2 separate regions of the Homo sapiens genome follow, and region 1 is linked to region 2. A link is a loop called in an ENCODE intact Hi-C map of the cell type or tissue named here. Cell type or tissue: heart right ventricle. All regions are shown on one strand.

What was found. Hi-C counts contacts between places; a loop is a spot of excess contacts. Peaks named below come from ENCODE experiments on the same cell type or tissue, not always from the same donor. Only the 100,000 strongest peaks of a DNase experiment are listed, where the experiment ranks them.
Region 1: a loop joins it to region 2, with 5 times the contacts of the local background. A loop is called at or near these places in 86 of 110 quality-filtered maps.

Annotation. Positions count from the first base shown.
Region 1 is chr11:63,818,714-63,826,713 of GRCh38, forward strand. SPINDOC (spindlin interactor and repressor of chromatin binding) reads left to right here. Exons shown (of 6, transcript NM_138471.3): 5 at 89-289. Among named protein-coding and RNA genes, the nearest start is that of SPINDOC, 9.3 kb to the left of the region's middle. In heart right ventricle, no CTCF peak of the experiment used is centred here; no DNase peak of the experiment used is centred here.
Region 2 is chr11:64,144,175-64,152,174 of GRCh38, forward strand. MACROD1 (mono-ADP ribosylhydrolase 1) reads right to left here. Exons shown (of 11, transcript NM_014067.4): 3 at 7,065-7,181. Among named protein-coding and RNA genes, the nearest start is that of MACROD1, 18 kb to the right of the region's middle. RefSeq lists an enhancer at 1,793-2,294. In heart right ventricle, CTCF peaks have their summits at 2,080 (motif pointing left), 2,281, 4,654 (motif pointing left) and 4,853; DNase peaks (open chromatin) are centred at 2,079, 4,217, 4,647 and 6,967; H3K4me3 peaks cover 581 bases; H3K27ac peaks cover 2,482 bases.

The DNA of each region.
Region 1 (8,000 bases), 330 kb before region 2:
CAGTGAGGATGGAGCAGGGCCTGGGCGCAGGGCGCCTGCAGCTCCTGAGGCTTTTTCACTCACAGTTCCATCCCGTCCTCCCTTCCAGAGCCCCCATCGCCAGACTCGCCCACGGAGACTTTCGCAGCACCAGCCGAGGTCCGACACTTCACTGACGGCAGCTTCCCCGCCGGCTTCGTCTTGCAGCTCTTCTCCCACACCCAGCTCAGGGGCCCAGACAGCAAGGACTCACCCAAAGACAGGGAAGTGGCAGAAGGAGGCCTTCCCCGGGCGGAGAGCCCCTCTCCAGGTGAGCCCTCCTGAGAGGGAAGCACAGTAGGGACCTCGCAGGCAGCGCTCCTGGGCCAGGCCTCAGAGAGGCTGCTCTATGGCAGAGCCCACAGTAGGGGTGGGTGGGGTGGGTGGGGTGGGTGGTGCTCAGGTTTCCTGGTACACGGGGCCGGGGCAGGGGATCTGAATGATGAGGAAGGCTGGCCTGAAAGCTGAGCTTTTCTTTTTCTGTTTGTTTGTTTTTTGAGACGGAATCTTGCTCTGTTGCCCAGGCTGGCATGTAGTAGCACAAGCCCGGCTCACTACAACCTCTGCCTCCCAGGTTCAAGCAATTCTCCTGCCTCACCCTCCCTAGTAGCTGGGATTACAGGCGTGCGCCACCATACCCGGCTAATTTTTGTATTTTTAGTAGAGACAGGGTTTTCCCATGTTGGCCAGGTTGGTCTCAAACTCTTGACCTCAGGTGATCCAACTGCCTTGGCCTCGCAAAGTACACCACGCCTGGCCTATTTTTTTATTTTTTATTTTTTGAGACAAGAGTCTTGCTCTGTCGCCCAGGCTGGAGTGCAGTGGCGCGATCTCGGTTCAGTGCATCCTCTGCTTCCCAGGTTCAAGCGATTCTCCTGCCTCACCCTCCTGAGTAGCTGGGATTACAGGCGTGTGCCACCATGCCCAGCTAATTTTTGTATTTTTAGTAGAGACAGGGTTTCGCCATGTTGGCCAGGCTGGTCTCGAACTCCTGACCTCAGGTGATCCACCTGCCTCAGCCTCCCAAACTGCTAGGATTACAGGCGTGAGCCACCGCACCTGACCAGGTGGGCTTTTCTTAGTGTTTCCTTGTTTCCTGGAATTGGTCACTGGGTCCGGGTAGGCCAGTGTTTCCCAGAAGCCTGATACTGATTTCCACACATGCAGTTTGTTCTAGCTAGAGCCTGAGGGGTGCCCACCTTACCCTGGTGGAGCTGAGGCCCAGATGGGGCCACTCAGCAATTCAGTTAGGTGTCCAGAGAATAGATAAGATGAGCAGTGGACAGACACCTCCAGGGGACACCAGCTCAGTAAATTGCCTCATAACAGCAGTAAGTGCTTGTGTTGTTTGGGCTCCTACTGAGTTTAAGAAGCTTACATACAAGGCAAGTCGTGGTGGCTCACGCCTGTAATCCCAGCACTTTGGCAGGCTGAGGCGGGCAGATCACCTGAGGTCGGGAGTTTGAGACCAACCTGGCCGATATGGCGAAACCTCATCTCTACTAAAAATATAAAAATTAGCCAGGTGTGGTGGCAGGCGCCTGTAATCCCAGCTACTTGGGAGGCTGAGGCAGGAGAATTGCTTGAACCTGGGAGGTGGAAGTTGCAGTGAGCCGAGATTGCGCCACTGCACTCCAGCCTGGGCAACAGAGTGAAACTCTGTCTCCAAAAAAAAAAAAAAAAAAGAAGCTTACATACAGTTTATTTGGCCCTTACAAAAATAACTTGTATAGAAGGGCAGATGTCCATTCCTTTTTCCAAAAGGGAAAACCATTTCTCAAAGAAATGGTTCCTTCTTCCCCATGGTCCTTATGTCAGTTTCCTATTTGCTGCTGTAACAAATCACACAAATCTAATGGCTTAAAACAACACACATCGGGCCGGGCGCGGTGGCTCACGCCTGTAATCCCAGCACTTTGGGAGGCTGAGACGGGCGGATCACGAGGTCAGGAGATCGAGACCATCCTGGCTAACACGGTGAAACCCCGTCTCTACTAAAAATACAAAAATTAGCCGGGCATGGTGGCGCACGCCTGTAGTCCCAGCTACACGGGAGGCTGAGGCAGGAGAATGGCGTGAACCCGGGAGGCGGAGCTTGCAGTGAGTCGAGATCGCGCCACTGCACTCCAGCCTGGGCGACAGAGCGAAACTCCGTCTCAAAAAAAAAAAAAAAAAACAACACACATCGCTTGTGCCTGTAGTCCCAGCCACTTGGGAGGCTGAGACAGGAGGATTGTTTCAGCCCAGGAGTTCAAGGCTGCAATGAGCTATGATCACACCACTGCACTCCAGCCTGGACGACAGAACGAGACCCTCTCTAAAAACAAAACAAAACCCAAATTTATTATTTTACAGTTCTGGAGGTCAGAGGTCCAAAATGGGTCTCACTGAGCTAAAATCAAGCTGTTGGCAGGGCTGTGTTCCTTCCTGGAAGCTCTAGGGGAAAATCTATTTTCTTGACTTGCCCAGCTCCTAGAGGCTGCCTGCATTTCTTGGCTTGTGGCCTCCTTCCATCTTCAAAGCCAGCAGTGGCTAGTAGAGTCTTTCTCAGATACTGTCCTGGGTTCCGGCTCATCTGCCTCTTCCCCATTCAAGGACCCTCATGATTATATTGGGCTACTCAGTCCAGGATAATCTCTTTTTGAGTCCGCTGATGAGCAACCTTAATTTCATCTGTAACCTTCATTCCCCTTTGCCATGTAACAAAACATTCACGGGTTCCAGGGATTAGGGTGAGGGGCATCATTCTGCCAACCACACATGACCCAGCAGACAGAATTAGGATGAGACTGGAATGTAGTCCAGCAGGGCAGAGACCAAGCCTAGTCCTCTGTTCACCTCTCCATGCCAAGCATAGTTTACAGGCGCTCAGGAAATGCTTCTTGAAGAAGTGAATAGGTAGGAGTGCACGTCTCCTTGTACCAACTTGTCTGAAATGTGTGTTTGAAACTAGAGCCATAGAATGATGGCCAACGAGGTGGCTGGAGGCTCTCCTGAGAGTAGGGCTCTCAAAAAGCAGGTGTGCTTTTGTTTTTGTTTTTTGAGACAGAGTCCCTGCCCAGGCTGGAGTACCATGGCGCCATCATAGCTCACTGCAACCTCAAACTCCCAGGCTCAAGCAGTCCTCCTGCCACAGCCTCCTGAGTAGCTGGGACCACAGGTGTGCATCTCCACACCAGGCTAATTCTTAAATTTTTTGTAGAGACAGGTTTTCACTGTGTTGCCCAAGCTAGTCTCCAACTCCTGGGTGCAAGCAGTCCTCCCACCTGGGCCTCCCAAAGTTCTGGGATGACAGGTGTGCTTTTTTGCATAAAGAAAAAAGCCTTGGCTAGGCACAGTGGCTCACAGACCTGTCATTCCCAGCACTTTAGGATGCCAAAGTGGGAAGATTGCCTGAGGCTAGGTGTTCGAGACCAACCTGAGCAACATAAGGAGACTCCATCTCTAGAAAAATTTTTTAAATTAACTGGGCATGTTGGTGTGCACCTCTAGTCCCTACTAAGACTAGAGGCTAAGGCAAGAGGATCACTTGAGCCCAAGAATTTGAGGTTGCAGTAAATTCTGATTGTACTCCAATCAGATTGTACTACTGTACTCCAGCCTGGGCAACTGAGCTAGACTGTCTAAAAAAAAAAAAAAAAAAAAAAAAGAAACAAAGAAAAAAGGCAGCGTATTATGTACTCCTTTAGTCACACTCCACTCACCCCTCACAAAGTTTTTCTTTGTGTTCACTGCTATACCACTCTTAATTTGGTTTGTATCCTTCAGAGAGAGCTCTCTGTGTGTTTGCGTGTGTGTGTAGTTGCTTTTGTTTATTTGCCTAAATTTGAGCCCCCCGTTTTCTGATCTCGAGGCAGGCCTCACCCCTTCACGTAGATCACAGTTTTAACTGTCTCAAGTTTCAGCTTGAGTCACATTCCAGTCCTGGCTCCCTGAGACCGAGTGTGCTGCTTGGACTTGAGCGTGTCCCGAGTCTCCTGGTCCTCTCCGGTGGATCCCTGCTCTAAATGGCTGACCTCTTCCACTGTCTAATGGGTCTTCTGATTTCATTCTCGAAAGGGAGCCCTCATTTCAAGTCCTGGGGTACCCTGTGCGCAAACTCCATCTATCTGGAGTGGTGAGTAGATGAGAAGAGAATCCCTGAGATTCTAGGTTTCTTTGGGGTGAGTGGGCAAAGTCTGAGAGGAAGGGGCTTCAGCAGGCTGCTTGAGTGATCTGAGGGGGCGGAGGCAATTGTAGGGTGTTGTCAGCAGTGGCAGCCTTCGTGGAGGTTGGAGATGCCTGGGAAACCATAGAGGATACCTCACTGGTACACAAGTGTTCCTGGAGCCTGTGCCCGAGGGAGGCACCCTGGGAGATGGCATGAGTGAGACAGCCTTTGTCCCCCAAAATTCTGTGTCCAGGTATATAGGCTGGAGGCAGTAAATCTTTAAAAACCAGGGGCCCCCGTGGCGGTTCTTTGCGGAGCAGAGGCTCTGGACCTGTGGTTTCAGACGATCTCACGAACCCAAAGCTTGGACAGATTTCTCAGAAACCTGTGAGGCTTCGACCAAAATGTCTCTACTTTCTGTGTTGTTATGTACGTATTGAAGTTCTCTGAAGACTTTATTTAAATAAAGATCCTGCCACTTTAAAAAAAATTAGAGGTGTAAAAATCGTGGATTTAACAGTTGGAAAAGGCCACCTGTGGTCAGGTTAGCTGAGCTGATGAATGTGAATGTGAGGTAGTCCAGGAAGACTCTAGAACCTTCTGAGGACCTTGCCAGAGGAGGATGGGGAGAGTGTGCAGGCCAGGAGAGGAGGTGGGCCACAATGACCCACTGACAAGTAATGGAAAGAGGAGCCTCTCTGTCTTGCTGGTGTTTTTCTTTTTTTTATTTTGGAGATGGAGTCTCGCTCTGTCGCCCAGGCTGGAGTGCAGTGGCGTGATCTTGGCTCACTGCAAGCTCCGCCTCCTCCCAGGTTCACACCATTCTTCTGCCTCAGCCTCCCAAGGAGCTGGGACTACAGGCGCCCACCACCACACCTGGCTAATTTTTTGTATTTTTAGTAGAGACGGGGTTTCACTGTGTTAGCCAGGATGGTCTCGATCTCCTGACCTCGTGATCTGCCCGCCTCAACCTCCCAAAATGCTGGGATTACAGGCGTGAGCCACTGCACCTGGCCTGTTTTTCTTTTTCTTTTTTTTTTTTGGAGATGGAGTTTTGCTCTTGTCGCCCAGGCTGGAGTGCAGTGGTGCAATCTTGGCTCACTGCAACCTCCGCCTCCCAAGTTCAAGCGATTCTCCTTCCTCAGCCTCCTGAGTAGCTGGGATTACAGGCGTGCGCCACCACGCCTGGCTAATTTTTTTGTATTATTAGTAGAGATGGCGTCTCACCCTATTGGCCAGGCTAGTCTCAAACTCCTGACCTCGGGTGATCCGCCCACCTCGGCCTCCCAAAGTGCTGGGATTACAGGCATGAGCCACTGCACCTGGCCGGTCCTTCTCTTTATGATCTCGTGGTTACGGTGGGCTGATCACTCACTCCTTCCTGGAGACAACTTTCTTCCCTTGGCTTTTCAGGCAGCTGCTCGCCTGGTGTTCCTCTTCCCTCACTAACTGTTCCTTCTCAGTTTCTCTTGCCGCTCACTCTCAGCTCCCAGAGTTGGAACACGTCGTATCATTGTCTGCCTTTCCCTTTCTAGAATGTAAGGGCCTGCAGGTTAGGGTGTTTGCGTCCTGCACTATAATATCTGCGGTAACCAGAACAGTGCCTGGCACAGCGTAGGCCCGGCTTATGTGTTTGGTGAATGAGTACGTGCTTAAGTATCCGCAGCCGTGGGTCAGTGTCGGTACTCGCTCCCTGGGAGATCTCATCCAGGTTCACAGCTTTCAATGACATGTGTGTGCTCATAATGCCCACCTTGGCTGCTCCTTCCTGGTTCCATCCTCTTTTCCAGTTGCCCAGGTGGCGTCTCTACATGGGTGTCTAAAAGATCTCAAACATTGTGCCACCGCACTCCAGCCTGGCGACAGAGCGAGACTCCATCTCAAAAAAAAAAAAAAATCTCAAACTCGCCACATTGAAACTGAACCCCCAGTCTCACCAATGCACCCTACCCCTAGACTCCACAATCTTCCCTTTCCCAGTGAACAGGCAGCCCCAGGCTTCAGTTTGCTGTGACCACACCCACACAGTCATCCTCTTCTTTCTCCAGCCCAGCATCTGTCCAGCAGCCGATCCTCCAAAACAAGTTCAGAGCTCACACTGCTGTCACCACATCCACTGCTGCTACCCTAGTCAGGGCCGGCTCTCGCCTGGTTCCTGTAACAAACCTAAGCCAGGTCTCCTGGCTGCTGAGCTTTGCCCGCTATGCTCTGCTCTCCTGTAGCAGCCAGAGTGTCCCTGCTGAGAACACAAGTCAGATCCAGTCACTCCTCTACTCATGGCCTTTCTGTGCTGCTCCTGTTGCACTCCAGATAAAAGCCAGAGCCTTCATGGTGACTAGTGAGCTCCCCACAGGCTCCTGACCTCTCCCCCCACATCCCGCTCCCCGCACAGGCACTGGCCTTGCTGTTCCTGGGGAAGCCAGCGTGCTCCACCAGGGCATCCACATTTGCTCCTCCCTCTGCTCAAAATGCTGTTCCCTCCCTGTCTGCCTCACTGGCTCCTCACTCCCTCTGTGTCTGTGGTCCCCTGTCAGCTTTCTGCTATCCTATTATCCTATCTCCTTTCCCTGGTGTACTTTGCTACTTTGCATCTGTCCATATATAACATACTGCATTTTTTATTTGTTTATCCTATTTATTAGCTCTGATAAATAGAATGTGAAGTCCCAGAAGGCCACTTAGGGAGCTCCATTCACCGCTGTACCCCTAGCAATCCAAACGGCATTGGGCATATAGTACTCAATAAATTATTGTCAAATTAATGAACAAATGGGGTTCAGTGTTCCTTCAGGGAGCCTATAGTTTATCAGGGAGACAAACTGTGTTCTGGGAACACAGAATAGCATTTGGTAGGTGATAAAAATGGGGTGGCAGCCACTAAGTCATTTTAAATTCCAGCACATCGCACAGCAAAATTGTACCTGTTTTCTGTGCCACATTTTAAATAATCGTGTCTCTAAAAACAGGGTAGAAAAGGAACACACACAAATAAATCCTTCCCAATATAGACAGTGCAGTAGTTGAAATCACCATCTTCTGTTTTTGCCTTTCAATGTAATGTAACTTTTTTTTTTTTTGAGACAGTCTCACTCTATTGCCCAGGCTGGAGTGCAGTGGCGTGATCTTGGCTCACTGCAACCTCCACCTCCCAGGTTCACGCGACTCTCCCGCCTCAGCCTCCTGAGTAGCTGGGATTAGAGGGGTGCACCACTATGCCTGCCTAATTTCTTTGTATTTTAGTAAAGGGGTTCTCCATGTTAGCCAGGCTGGTCTCAAACTCCTGACCTCAAGTGATCTGCTCACCCTGGCCTCCCAAAGTGCTGGGATTACAGGCATGAGCCATCATGCCCAGCCCTAATGTAACGTAACCTTTGCACACGTCCCTGTTGCGTGCTCGTTTTTTATGGCTGCACGCAGCCACGGCAGTCCTCAGTCCTCTTTCCTCTGCCTCGAGGCCCAGCTTTGCCCATTATGAGTGCCTTCTCCATACTGGTAAGGTGGACACCTGGTCTTGGTGATGTAGGTGTTGACACTCAGGAGATAAAGAGCCTGGTGGAAGTTCGCCAGGGGTCTTTTCTGTCCCCCACGTAGTCCCTCATGAGCTCCTTGGTGGGCACAGCTATGCCTTAGACTGCTTCTGGGTGTTCCCACCCCATCACCTCTGCCCCACTCAGGCAGAACCCGTTAGGCTAGGATGCCCAGTAAGTTTGAGATAAAATGGAGTTGGCTGCAGGTAGGAGTTACAGGAAGAGGCACGAGCACCAGGCGTCCCTGTGCCAAAATACACACAGGAGGAAGGCTGCCTGGCTTCAGCTGGCTTGTCCCTAGGGAG
Region 2 (8,000 bases):
CTCTCTCCCCACAGAATGCTCTTGCCCCGACTTCTGACTTAGCACCCCGTCCAACCCAAGCACCCTCTCCTCCAGGCAGCCTTCCCCACTGCTTCCCTCCCCTGTAGGCCAGACTCCTGCCTCTCATGCACCATGGTTCCTTTTCCATTCACATGTGTTACCCCTTATCCGGAATTAGAGACTGTGTCCTTTGCAGCCCAGGCCCACCCCACGGCGTGGTGCACAGCAGCCGTATCATCTATGTATGTTGCATGGATGAAAGTGCCTGAGTTCGAATTCTGGCTCAGTCACCTGCCGAGGTGGGGCTTGTTATCTGATCCCCGAAAATGGGGTAACAATCCTGCCTGCCTCTCGGGCCTCTGAGAGCACTGAGCACATCCAGAGTGGCCAGGGCACCGGAAAGTGGCCCGGCCCCACCTGCTCTTGGCTTCCCCGAGGAGGAGGGAGCCCGGCCCCACCTGCGCTTGGCTTCCCCGAGGAGGAGGGAGCCCAGGGCCAGGCCCATGTTGCTAACAGGTTCCAGCTGCAAAGTCTGCTGTACAGCCAGCCCTGGACTCGTCGCTGGCCCGGCCATCTCCCCTGCCCACTGCGGAGAGGTTTCTGCTGTCGTGGTGGCCGGCAAGCCTCAGCAAACACATTAAAATCTGAAGTGACAGATAAAGCGATTTACGGCGACAGTTCAGCGTCAGATCACTTCCCACAAGGCAGTCCGCATCCCTGCGGGGCCCCTGCTTGGTAGTCCATCAAGGCGGTCTCTAAATCACTGACTCCAAGCAGTGCCCAGGGACAGCCGGACGCAGGGGCGGGTGGCCGCTCAGGTGGCCACTCAGGTTCTGGCCTGCTCCTTCTCACCAGGCCAGGCTCTGCTGGGCCCTCCAGGCGGCAGGAGAGGATGAGGCAGGGGCTGCCGGTGCTTGGGAGGAGGGCGGTGATAAGCGGCCAGCAGATTCTCACAAATCAAAGCCCCAAGACTTAAGGAGATAGAGCGCCACTTCATGACTTATTTTAAATAAATAAGCGGCTTAAAAATCTCCCTGCGAGGTCGGCTTGTCGCTGTGAAACATGGCTTCCCACCCGTCCCCGCCGCACACCTGGGCCCCTCAAAGGCTAGCTGACCCGCCTCGCCTCCCGCCACCTCCTTGCAGAATTAATTGGTCCCTGCGGCGTTGCGTGGCACTTTGTTCAGACCTTGCTCCTAGCACTTTGTCACATTATACTCTGCTTAGTAGCTCTCGCTCCTGACTTCCCAGTAATCATTTCCTGGGGACTCTCCGTGTGCCAGGCCCTGGGCCCAGGGCTGGACAGGCCTGAACTCCTGTCCTCCTCACCCCTGCCCTTCGGTGGAACTGATGCTGATGCCATTTCTCAGATGAGGAAGTAGAGGCCACGGAGTGGCCAGCAGGGGTGCTGGGACCCTGACCTGCTCCTGGCCACGGTGCGCACAGCCCATGCTCACTGCTCTGGGCTGGCATTGAAACAAAAGATCCCTTCCATCTTTGCACAAAGCCTTTCATCCATCTCTGCCCTGTCCTCTTATGACATGAAGGCCAAAGCCAGGCAGCTGGACCCCTGGGTTGGCCAAGAATGGGGATTTTTCTTTTTTTTTGAGATGGAATCTTGCTCTGTCACCCAGCAACCAGGATGGAGTGCAGTGGCACAATCTCGGCTCACCGCAACCTCCACCTCCCAGGTTCAAGCAATTCTTCTGCCGCAGCCTCCTGACTAGCTGGGACTACAGGCGCATGCCACTGTGTCCGGCTAATTTTTGTATTTTTAGTAGAGACCAGGTTTCACCATGTTGGCCAGGCTGCTCTCAAACTCCTGACCTCAAGCGATCCGCCCGCCTCGGCCTCCCAAAGTGCTAGGATAACAGGCGTGAGCCACCGTGCCTGGCCAAGAATGGGGATCTTTCTTTGTGCCCGGACATGTCCTGCCCAGGACTCTGCTATCTGTCAGGAACAAGAAGTCCACACACACAGGTCTGGTGCACCAGGAAACTCAAGGGCAGGGAGGTGGCCTAGTCAAGGTCACTGCACCCCCGTGGTAAAAAGGAGACATAAACACCCTGGCAGCCACAGCACCCCCTAGTGGATACCCTGAGACCGGCGCTCTCCCCAGACACAGGACTGAGGTCATAGGCAAGGCTGGAGAGGCAGGCACCGGCTCTGAGAACCTCCTCCTCCAGAAGAGGGGGCCTGCGGGGGCTCCCTGGCTTATCTCCTGCACATGGCAGCCCAATTTCATTAAGACGGATGCGCCATGCTCCTGTGGGCAGGAGCCGTGGCCGACACAGATGGCAGGAACCTGAGACTCTCCCGGGTGCTACCCAAGCAAGTGGCCTCAGCTGGCAGCCCACGGGGACAGGGCCCAGGGAGGCCTGCACTGTGCCTGAGGGTGTGGGGGTTTGTTCCGTCCCTGCAACTTCAAGCCCTGCCACCCGCCAGCCAGGCATCCCCACTTCTATGCTTCTGCCCAACCTCCCACCTCACTCCCACCACATCCCATACAAACACACATCACACCACACACACCCTCCATCACCCACACCCCATGCATCACACAAGCACAGACACACACACATCACGCACACACACGCATCACACACATCATACAAATGCATACGCACACCCCACACACATAGGCCAAACTCCTGACCTCACACACACACTCTATCACACACACCCCACGCATCACACAAGCACAGACACAAACATGCTACATCACAAACACACGCACCGCACACATCACACACACAGGCCAAACTCCTGACCTCACACACACACCATCACACACATCCCAATCACATCTCATAGCCCAATAATGTAAGAGTGGAAACCAGTCCTGAATTTCAAATGCCAGGAGATCAGTAGGGAAACAGAATCTGATTTTCTTATTTTTATTTGTTTTTTGAGACAGCATCTCACTCTGTTGCCCAGGCTGCAGTGCAATGGCACAGTCACAGCTCACTGCAGCCTCGACCTCCCAGGCTCAAGCAGTCCTCCCACTTCAGCCTCCCAAGTAGCTGGACTACAGGCATGCACCACCACACCCTACTAATCTTTTTTAATTTTTTTTTTGGTAGAGATAGGGTGCCACTGTGTTGCTCAAGTTGGTCTCAAACTCCTGGGCTCAAGCAATCTTCCTGCCTCAGCCTCTCAAAGTGCTGGGATTACAAGAGTGAGCCACCGCCTGCAGCCTCAGAGTCTGATTTTCTTTCTTTCTTTTTTTTTTTTTGAGATGGAGTCTCACTCTGTTGCCCAGGCTGGAAGGCAGTAACACAATCATGGCTCACTGCAGCCTTGACCTCCCAGGTTCAAGCAATCCTCCTGCCTCAGCCTCCTGGGTTCAAGTGATTCTCCTACCTCAGCCTCCCAAGTAGCTGGGATTACAGGTGCATGCCATCACGCCTGGCTAATTTTTGTATTTTTAGTAGAGATGGGATTTCGCCATGTTGGCCAGGCTAGTCTCGAAACTCCTGACCTCAAGTGATCCGCCTGTCTCAGCCTCCCAAAGTTCTGGGATTACAGGTGTGAGCCATCGTACCTGGCCCAGAATCTGATGTTCTATTATATATATATATATATTTTAGATAGGGTCTCACTCTGTCACCCAGGCTGGAGTGCAGTGGCACAACCATGGCTCACTGCAGCCTCAACCTCCCAGGTTCAAGCAATCCTCCTGCCTCAGCCTCCTGAGTAGCTGGGATTATAGGCACACACCACCATGCCGTATTATTTTTTTTTTTGTAGAGATAGAGTCTCACTATGTTGGCCAGGCTGGTCTCAAACTCCCGAGCTCAAGTGATCCTCTCGTCTCGGCCTCCCACGGTGCTGGGATTACAGGAGTGAGCTACTACGTCCCGCCCAGGGTCCGATTCTCAATGGCCTGACGGAGGTCACAGGCAGATGCCTCTTCAGGGAGGGGAAAGAGTGAGGGGGGCGGGCAGGGGGACACCTGGCAACTGCCCTCTCCAAGGATCCCCAGGGCCCTGCTGAGTGGCAAGAGAGATGCCCACAGCCTGGCTGGAGACCCCTTCAACCCCACAGCTTTTCAGGATGGAGGAGGGTGGGGGGTTGGGAGCTCTCCCCGCCCCCTTTCCCTCACAGCCCTCTCCTAGCTCCCACTGCACCCTTCCCCTCCACATCCCTGCAGCTGGACCCAAGCCCAGGCAGCGACAGCCCCTCCCATATGGCAGCAGGAACAAAGAGAACTGTTCCCCACAACAAAATCCAGAAGCTCCGGCGGGCGGCCAGATCTCAAGCTCCCAGCCCAGTGTGACCCACGGCGTTCTCCATGGGCCACTGACGCCCGCGGGGCCAGCACTGCTCCTGGCTTCAAAAATATAAATTTAAAAATCCCCACCCCAAGATAATTGCTCTCTCCTCTGGCTTATTGTGGTGGCTCCGTGGTAGGCACTGAGAAGCAATTATTCACGGCTAATGATTATAATCAAGTCAAATAGAATTTAATGGACACGTATTCTCTTCCTGCTTGAAACTTTACATATGAATTAAGCACATATGGGTTTCACGAGGCACAGACGCAGATTTATGCAGCCCCGAAAAGCCCTGCCGTTGCCAACGACTTTTATTCCACTAATAAACAGGCTGATATATGGGCTCCTGGGAACTGCAATCTCTGCTGCCCCCTGGTGGGCACAGGGGCTGGGGTGGGAGCCAAGGCCACCCAGGACCCTGGAGGCCTGACCAGTGCCAAAGCCACTTTGAACGCTGGGGTTCCACAAAGCCCTGGACGGCTGAAAGGAGACTCGGGCTCTGTGTGGGAAGCCCGTGTTCAGACCCTGCCTCCGTCATTCCCTGGGATTCCAGGCGGGTACCGGGTCCTCCTGGCTGTGAGAGTCTAGAACAAAAAGATCCCAGGAGAACACACCAAGAGGTGTATGGGTAAACTGAGGCAAGCAGGGGGAGGTGAAAGCTGATCATTTGCAGGAGGTACCATGTCCCTCGGCACCGCTGGGACAGGGGTGATGCCCAGAACGGCGCTGATGACACCAGTTTCAGCACCAGTGCGAGGTGCTGAGCCCCGATTCCCGCCAGGTGCTGAGTGACCGTCATTTGCACGTCACGTGCATCAGCTCCGAGTGCCCCCAGTAACCTGACGGGTGGTTTCTTCACCACCCTCATTTTGCAGAGGAGGAAACAGAGGCCTAGGCAAGGACACAGAGAAGGGGAGTCCACAGAGAAACTCAGCCAGCACTGCCCCAGCCCTGGCCCTGGTGCAAATGGAGCTGGCACTAAACCGCTTCTGATGGAGCTGCTGCATCCAAAACCTGGCGACTCCCAAGGGCACTTAGGAAGCAGTGTTAATCACGCCCACAGCCCGGGTGCAGCCTCCGGAGCGCCCCCATTCCATCTGAACCCATCAACACCCCACCTTGGTCCCTGCACCCTTTCTCCTGGCCCATGTTGCAGCGAACCACCAACCCAAGGGGGACAGAGCTCACAAGATGCCTCATTTTCCCTCCGGCCACTTTGCAGCTCAGCAAGAAGGTACCGCTGCAGTACCTCTCACACGCTTGCCAGTGACTGGCAGGGCTGGAGTACCCACTGGCCTGCCTGACTGCCCCCTCAGCCACAGCCCCAAGGCTCTGCCCTTCTGCTCCAGGCCAGCCCCTCCTGGGCACAGGCAGCAAGAACGCCCTTCTCCCCTAGGCCGCTGTAATGTCTGCCAACCCAGATGTGGCTTTGTCTTAGCTGTGTGTCCTCAGATGGACTAGCAGTTCTCATCCTAGTGGCCCTAGAGAAACACACCAGAACCACCTGCAGAAGCCCAAGGTGACCCTAGCTCTCCCTGCTGCCCTCAGCCAGCCACACTGAGCAGAAACTCCTGCCTACGTGTAACCTGTCACCTGTGTGCCTAGACAGGGAATGTGCGGGCAAGGCACCCCCATATGACTATCCAGCTTTGCAGTCAACAGTGGGAAGACGCATAGAGCAAGGTTGCTTCAGGAAACACAACTCAGACCCCACGGACCAGGCCCGGGGCGGCCGAGTGAACTCCCCTCTCCGGATCCTAGAGCCTGTCACTCACAGAGATTAACGGAAATGCTCACAGCATCAGCACCACCATGCCCCAGAGTCACTGGGGGACAGCGCTGGGGCCAGGCACGACCGCTACAAGCGCAAAGTGGGGACGAAGGAGACTCGAGAAGCTCCTGGGGGTGCCCTGGGCCTGCACAGGTTAGGGAGGGGCTGGCACAGCAGGGTTTTCCCTGTGAGCTGGAGCCCAAGACGAGAGGACCTGCCCCCCATATTCAGGGTCTGAGAAAGAGGCCCCCCTTCCTCCAATGCTTGGTGCAGATGCCAGGTAAGCAAAGGAGCAAGCGAGCAGGCGGGCGAGGGCCGGGGTTCAGCCGCCACTCAACCTGTTCCACAAGCCACCTGCTCGACTTAACCAGCCCTTGGCACCCCATGCCAAAGTCCTTTCCTGGCGCCTTTGACCTTGCCAGACAACCACTAGCTGTGTGGAGTAGCAGCCCCCTTCCTCCCTCCCACAAAGAGGCAGCCGGCTCCCATACTCATCACAATAAACTGCCAAGCCAGCAAGAGGCGAGCGCAGGAAGCTGAGCAGCTCCTGTTTCTAGGCTCTGGAAAGCTGCCAGGGCATGGCAGGGGACCTCTCTGCCCCCACTATCCCTCGACAAGCTCCCTCACCCGCCCAGGTCTGAAGCGGGGGCAGGCCAGGCCAAAGGCAGAGGAAGGCAGGTGCTGGTTGGGGCTTCTGTGGCCCCCCAAGGTCAGACCTCCCCGCTGTGGCCTCTGCCTTCCTGGCAGGGCAGCCCAGTTTCAGCCCAGCTCTCCCCCTTCCCCGGCCACTAATGGGTCTCAGTGGAGCAAGGCGCCCCCGACACAGCAGGTCAGGGTTTCAAGGGAAGAGGAGCCCGAGTGGCCGACACGTTGGGCTGCCATGGCGCCAGCAGGCTGTCCTTGCCAGCAACCCGAGCCTCACTGGAGCCAGGTGGCGTCCACCCAGGCCTGGCACAGCAGAGCAGAGCAAAGGCAACAGGGCGGCCACCAGGTCTCTGGTTCAGGCCAGCCACTCACCGGCGTTGACGATGGCGTCCACCTCCAGCTTGGTGATGTCGCTGCGGAGCAGGGAGATTTTCTCATTGAGCTGCTTGTCCTTTTTATACCTGGGCTCCTCCACCTTCACAGCCACCCCTGGAACAAGTAGGGGCCGGGGAGGTCACAGCGAGGCTGCCCACTGCAGAGGGACCCAGCCAGGGCCCAGGGGCCAGGGCCTTCCCTATCGACCTCCCTCCACCTCCAGGGGCAGCCTGCAGCACGATGACTGCTGACCCAGTACCAGGAACCCACACTGAGGAGCACCTACTGCGTGCTAAAATCACGCGGGGACTCCTTGCATCTTCACAGCAAGGCCACCAGCAGGTACAGTGCCAATATCATCTATCCCATTTCACAGAGGTAGAAACTGAGGATTAGGTGGGTCAGAGACTTGCCTAGGGTTATGGGTCACCAGGCCTGCTGTCTCACCAACACACCCCACTGTAAGCAACCAAATCGCAGCTTCAAACCCCAGCTCCCCACAAGCAAGTAATCTCGGGCAGGTGGCTCACCTAACCTAGGGCTCTGTTTCCAACCATACAATGGGGATAAAAATTGCACTTGTTGTGTTAATAATTGAATGAGATGGCCAGGCGCAGTTGCTGACGCCTGTAATCCCAGCACTTTGGGAGGCCGTGGCGGGCAGATCACTTGAGGTCAGTAGTTCGAGACCAGCCTGGCCAATATGGTGAAACCCCATCTCTACTAAAAATACAAAAATTATCCAGGCATGGTGGTGCATGTCTGTAATCCCAGCTACTCAGGAGGCTGAGGCAGGAGAATCGCTTGAACCCGGGAGGTGGAGGTTGCAGTGAGCCAAGATCGAGCCATTGCACTCCAGCCTGCGCAAAAAGAGTGAAATTCCATCTCAAAAAATAAAATAAAATAATTGAATGAGGTGATACACGCGGAGCA